Regions from separate parts of the Homo sapiens genome. Here region 2 is linked to region 1. A link is a loop called in an ENCODE intact Hi-C map of the cell type or tissue named here. Cell type or tissue: endothelial cell of umbilical vein. All regions are shown on one strand. Links, peaks and the distances in the headings refer to the core of each region. The heading gives the core; the rest is flanking DNA. Region 1 overlaps COLEC12 (collectin subfamily member 12). Region 2 overlaps COLEC12 (collectin subfamily member 12).

Region 1 (2,913 bases), core at 272-2,771:
GAGACAGGGTTTCTCCACATTGGTCAGGCTAATCTCGAACCCCTGACCTCAGGTGATCCACCCGCCTCGGCCTCCCAAAGTGCTGGGATTACAGGCGTAAGCCACAGCGCCCGGCCTCAACTCATATCTTTTAAGAAACGTTTCAGAGTCTGTCTGTCTTAAGTTGCTTGCAGTTGCTACCAAAAGGGAAACTCTTTCCCACTCTACCCCTCAACAACAAACACTGGAAACAACCTAAATGTCTTCATGCTGTCTTAACCAAAACAGAGCTGAGTAGATTTTTTTTTTCTTTAACTTTTCCAAAAATAAAAACAAACCACATTCAGTTTCAACCCAATTGTTGGAAAAACAAATTATCCCACCCTTCTCCTTCCCACAGCCCTACCAGGATTCATAAGTGAATGAAAACCAGAGAGAGTGGGGAGGAGGAGTTATACTTTAAATGGTGGAAAATTCAGGGCTCCAGTGTTCAATATGACACATATTATGAAATTGTGAAATATAAGACCATATCAACAGCTGCTGATTTAGTGCAGGATCATTTATGATGACTTGCTTTTCCATTAAAAATTTTGGGATGCTGGAGTATGGCCGTGTCTGTGAGCTTCCCAGTCACAAGTAGAGCAGAAAGAACACTGAGGCCTGAAATCAGGCTTAACTCCAACATTGGCCATGCTACCAACCTTGGGAGCTTTGGCTCTCACCTGTAAACCACATATAATTCCCACCTCAAAGGGTTTCTGGGGGAATTCAATGAACTAATGGGTGGGAAATCACCTGGCACATAATAGATATCCACGAAGGAGCGTTTAATGGTTTCTTTCACACGACTTTCTCTTCACATGGTTTAAAACAGATCATAATCACATGGAATGTGGTGTTGAATCTTTTTTTTACTGATGGGCAGGAAAGACAAGGCAAGGAGGGTCTGACCTAACCAGTGAGAAGTCCTCTTGGCAGGAAGAAGGGAAACCTAGGTGCATGGTGTTGCCAAAGGAGCCTGTGGTTATCATGTATGGTGATAAAGATTATGAAATCTCCTCAGTTTATATAAAAAGCAGTGACAGCCAAGGAACTCCCTTTCTCGGCGTTTAGGAGCTCCACCTGCCTGCCTGGAAGCAGAGGATACAGGGGCCAGATAAAGAGCTACTCTGTGACTCCCCTTCCAGCTCTGTCAGCCTGAGAATCTCTTTTGCACTGAGTTCCTCACATGCCATTTTGACACCGAATTCTTATTAAATCAGAGGCCAGGGGTGGTGGCTACGCCTGTAATCCCTGCAGTTTTGGAGGCCAAGGCAGGCGGATCACCCAAGGTCAGGAGTTCAAGACCAGCCTGGCCAACAGGATAAAACCCCGTCTCTACTAAAAATACAAAAAAGTTAGCTGGGCTCGGTGGCGGCGCCTGTAGTCCCAGCTACTCAGGAGGCTGAGGCAGGAGAATCACTTGAACCCGGGAGGCGGAGGTTGCAGTGAGCCGAGATCGCGCCACTGCACTCCAGCCTGGGCGACAAGAGCTAAACTCCGTCTCAAAAATAAATAAATAAATAAATTCAGAAATACCAACTCAATTAGGATTTGTAAAACCACATAAATGAAACTCTCCCCTTAACTTGATGCAAATGGTTTTGGACATTTCAAAGAAACCCCACCAGGAGCACCGAGTTCCACTGTTCCCTTGCCCTTCACCTTCCTCCCAGTGTCAGTCCTGTGCCTCACTTAGAAATGTTTGGAAAAGGTGCCTCTGGAAGGACAGCCTCTCACTGTGCTTACTCAGTCGTTCCCCACAGGAAATGATGGAAATTCCTGGCATTCCCATCAGGGAATGGGTCAGCTTTCTGCAGGGCTGCGGTGAGAGGGATGCCTGGAGCCCTCCTTGTTGTCGGAGATAGATGGCTTCAAATCAACACCTTGTCCAAATTAGAAGATGAAGCCAGGCTTCCAGGAAGAGTCCCAGCAGAGGGGAGACAGGCAGCCTGCCCCGTAAAAGCCCAGCAACAAGAAGTAGAGGCATCCAAGTGTTTATCTTGAGCAGCTTCCCAAAGAGAGTTTGGCATCCTCTTGGTAAACTCTTCCAATCTCTTGGCATTAAAAGCAGACACTCGCCATGTGCCTCAGAAAGAACCTTCCTTTCTGGCTATACGGTTAAGCATATCCGTGCTGTGATTTTTCAGAAGCCTCAGTAGTCCTCTATGCTTTTAGACATTAGTTTCTCTAAACCTCTTGGCAAGAAACAGCTCAATAATTTAACTGGAGCCATGAATTTAAAGTTCCATGTGTTTATCTCTTTGGAGGCTGGGTTTGGAAGGAGGGAACGGTGATGGCAAGGCATGAGGCAGGGGCACTGAGAGGCAGGGCTGGGTTCCCTTCAACACAGATTTCTCAGGCTGCTTCGACATGCTCGGCACCGTGTGGGCCAAACTGTTAAAAATATACTTGCTAATCTGCAACTATTTTTTGAGGAAAGAAAGGGGAAAGTTAAAGCCTGGCTTGTTTGAAGCTATAGCTATAGAGAGACCTGTGAAGTTGTGGATAAACAAAACTATTCAAGGACATGCTTCAAAGAACACACTTACTGATCTCAGAGGAAAAGACATCTGATACCCCGTTTTGGACTGTAACCCCTAAATAATTTTTCAGCAATCCCCTTAGAACTCTCCCACTTAGTTTTTACCAAAAAAAGAAACTTGAATCTACTCCATAGAGAATGCTTCCTTTTACTTTCTTGTTACTGTTTCACAGTTTGCCATTATTCAGATCTTTTACTCTCATAGCTATTAATAATTCCTATGCCTGAGCCCCAAAGAAGCAATTCTGTCAAAGCTTTGTTTGTCAAATACAAACAACAAATGTTCCCAGCTGCCCACAGTTGCTCACTGGAAACCCTTAACTCCACCCGTGATTTTCACAGGCTGA
Region 2 (2,913 bases), core at 134-2,633, 51 kb before region 1:
TGCTCTCTTTAAATTCCTACTTTGATTTTTTGTTTATATAAACTTCTTAGTTTTTAGAAATAAGACACAACTGGACCCACAGCCAGCCAGCCCAAGAAGCTTTCTCTGTAAATACGTTTCCCACTCATTTGTTCAAAACAATATTTACTGGAGCTGGGTACAGTGGCTTACGCCTGTAATCCTAATACGTTGGGAGGCCAAGGTTGGAGGATCGTTTGAGGTCAAGAGTTCAAGATTGGCCTGGACAACATAGTGAGACCCCATCTCTAAAAAAACAAAAAAATTAGCTGGGTGTGATGTTGATGCCTGTAATCCTAGCTCCTTGGGAAGATGAGGTGGGAGGACTGCTTGAGCCCAGGAAGTCAAGGCTGCAGTGAGCCATGATCATGCCACTGCACTCCAGCCTGGACAAGAGAGTGAGATCCTATCTCAAAACAAAACAAAATAAAACCATTATTTATTGGCCTAGAACATGTGCAGGACATCGTGTTAACTAGGAATACAAAAATGAAGATGTGACATTTCCCTCAAGTCTAGAATACACAGGATTAAAATTAAAATATGTATTATTTTCTTCCAAATAAAATTCTTCTTCTTCTTTTTTTTAACAAAATAGCCTCAAAAATCCTTTTGGTTATAAATCATTTTTTTCTTCTTCACAGTGCATAAACTATCAGGTGCCATGATGATAGTTGTTCAAATACTAGCCTTCCCAGTATCAGTGAATGCCTTCCTAGAAAAATCTTAAGAAATTACTCTTTCTAGCAGAAATTTCAGGTAACTTGAGAAACCAGTAAATGAGATTTTAAGGGAAACAGACTGAACTTTCAGTAGCTTTCCTATCATACTGACCACACACGCCCAGGGCTGGTCTGATAGTAAGAACGACTTCTGGTTTTGTTTTTTGTTTGTTTTTTTTTGTTTTGTTTTTTTTTCCCAGTCTTTTACAATTAAGGTTAACTCAGTCAGAATGTGCTGATATGGTTCCTGGTTCAGAGGAGGTGTAAGAAGTGCTTGGAGACCAGTCTCTCCTTCCCAAAAGAGAATTATGCAGGTTGAGAGAGCTGAAGGGCTCATCTGATGTCAAGCTTTAATGCCATCTCTCTCATCTCTCTCATCCTAGAAGACAGTCTCTTGCTCCTTCCAAATGGGAGGGAAAAGGGAGGTGCTACAGATGAGCATTCATAGCTGCCACTAAACCGAGTTTCCAGAACAGCATCTTTTAGAGAGAGAAAACAATTATAGAACCAACATCCCTGATCATTTTTCTATGTGGAATGAAAGCCCTGTTATAAATTACACCAAAGACTTAAATCATGGCATGACCTAGGAGTGACCCTTCCGCCTTACATCAGTGCAGCCAGCCTGGTGACTCCCCCAACCTCCATCACCATGGATCCTGCATTACAGAAGGAATGAAGATCGTAGTGGGACTTACGTAAGCTGCGAGCCCGTCGCCATCCAGCCCTCTGCTCACATTAACACTAAGCAGTATATAATTTAGAAAGGGGGAAATGCTATCATAGCTTTTGCCCCCACATTGCTATGAAATTCCAGACTTTTATGTGCAGGAAGCTCCATGTTGATCTTGGCGTCCCCATGGGTTAAAAATCTTGTTTAAATGGTGCAGCCTTAGAATAGCCTTTGAGGTTTTTCCTATGTTGTTTTATAAGAGGCTTCTGCCTGATTATTTACAGATGCTGTCTCTGAGAAAGCTGAAAATAGTCTCACTATGAACACTGAAATTCAGTGTCCTTTACTATTTTCTGGTGAATAGCTCACCAGAGCTCAAGCCCAAAGGTTGGCTTACCAAACTGGCTTTTCAAGAGGACTTCTGATGTTGTCATCTCAGGCACTGAGGTTTCTGCTGACCTGGCCTCAGCTGGTCAATAAGTCACTCGTCAATGTACTGGCTCAACAAGTATGTTGGACCTACTCTGTGTCAGGCCTGCATCAGGATGTGGGGACACAGAGGCAGAAACCAAGGCTCTGCCTTGGAGAGCTCAGTCTAAGGAGAAGCAGTAAGTCTGCCGACAACCAGGAGGTAGAGGAGTGAATGCCATGTCACAGCTGAGCAGGGTGTGCTGGGTCACCTCATGGGTGTGGGGGAGAGGAGGCGAGCCGGGCGGCCTTCCCTTACTCACAATAAGCAAGGCAGGACAATAGAGGTGTGGTTTCCTGTACTTGGTTTTTTTCCTTCTTCAAATCCAAATCAGGCTATTGCCTCTAGGGAGGCATGATCTGTAACCTCTCAGACTGGGAGAGATCTGTTCTTATTCTTCAAAATCTCCAGAGAAGAACTTAGTGCAACCTTCTTAATTGTGTCTATGGTATTCACCAACGTATGCAGAAAGCTCTTCAGTCTCCATAACTCAAACCCGTGAGTTGCAGTTGAAGTTACTTTCTCTTGCACCAGCCTTGTTGGAGAGCCGGCCTACTGGAAGCATCTTCCTACACACGGGGTCATGCCCCCGACCCTTGCTCTTTTCCAGGCTGGGCAGCTGCCCCTCCCACCCAGGGCTCATTCTTCATCTCCTTTCCATGATTTCAGTGTCACATCCTAGACTCACTCCAAACCCTCCTATCCCTTCTCAATTACCAAATGCAGACTAGACCAGGAGGGGAGTGTGCTGGGCCAGAGCTTTTCCTTCCCAATTCCTGCAAATTCCTGAGAGTCCCCCCAGGCTGATGAAATGAGTCTCTTTGTACATGATCACCAGGAGAGACTCTGGGATGACAGCGCTGGGGGAAGAGGTGGGGGAGAATAAAATACAGTCCTTACAGGTTTAATTAAAGACACACAGCCCCCACGGTCATCAACATCACCATTGCTGGCACCACTAACCTCTCTGGAGCCATGAGGGCATGTGGGTGAGTGAATATTGGAGAAGTGCTTTTGGACTAACAGTAGTA

The links. Peaks named below come from ENCODE experiments on the same cell type or tissue, not always from the same donor. Only the 100,000 strongest peaks of a DNase experiment are listed, where the experiment ranks them.
Region 2: it touches region 1 in a loop (7-fold over the local background); 3 of 110 quality-filtered maps call a loop at or near these places.

The regions. Positions count from the first base shown.
Region 1 is chr18:473,547-476,459 of GRCh38, forward strand. All of the region lies in intron 2 of COLEC12 (collectin subfamily member 12), which reads right to left. Among named protein-coding and RNA genes, the nearest start is that of COLEC12, 26 kb to the right of the region's middle. In endothelial cell of umbilical vein, for the core only: no CTCF peak of the experiment used is centred there; a DNase peak (open chromatin) is centred at 1,805; H3K27ac peaks cover 993 bases.
Region 2 is chr18:422,838-425,750 of GRCh38, forward strand. All of the region lies in intron 2 of COLEC12 (collectin subfamily member 12), which reads right to left. Among named protein-coding and RNA genes, the nearest start is that of COLEC12, 76 kb to the right of the region's middle. In endothelial cell of umbilical vein, for the core only: no CTCF peak of the experiment used is centred there; a DNase peak (open chromatin) is centred at 1,534; H3K27ac peaks cover 1,904 bases.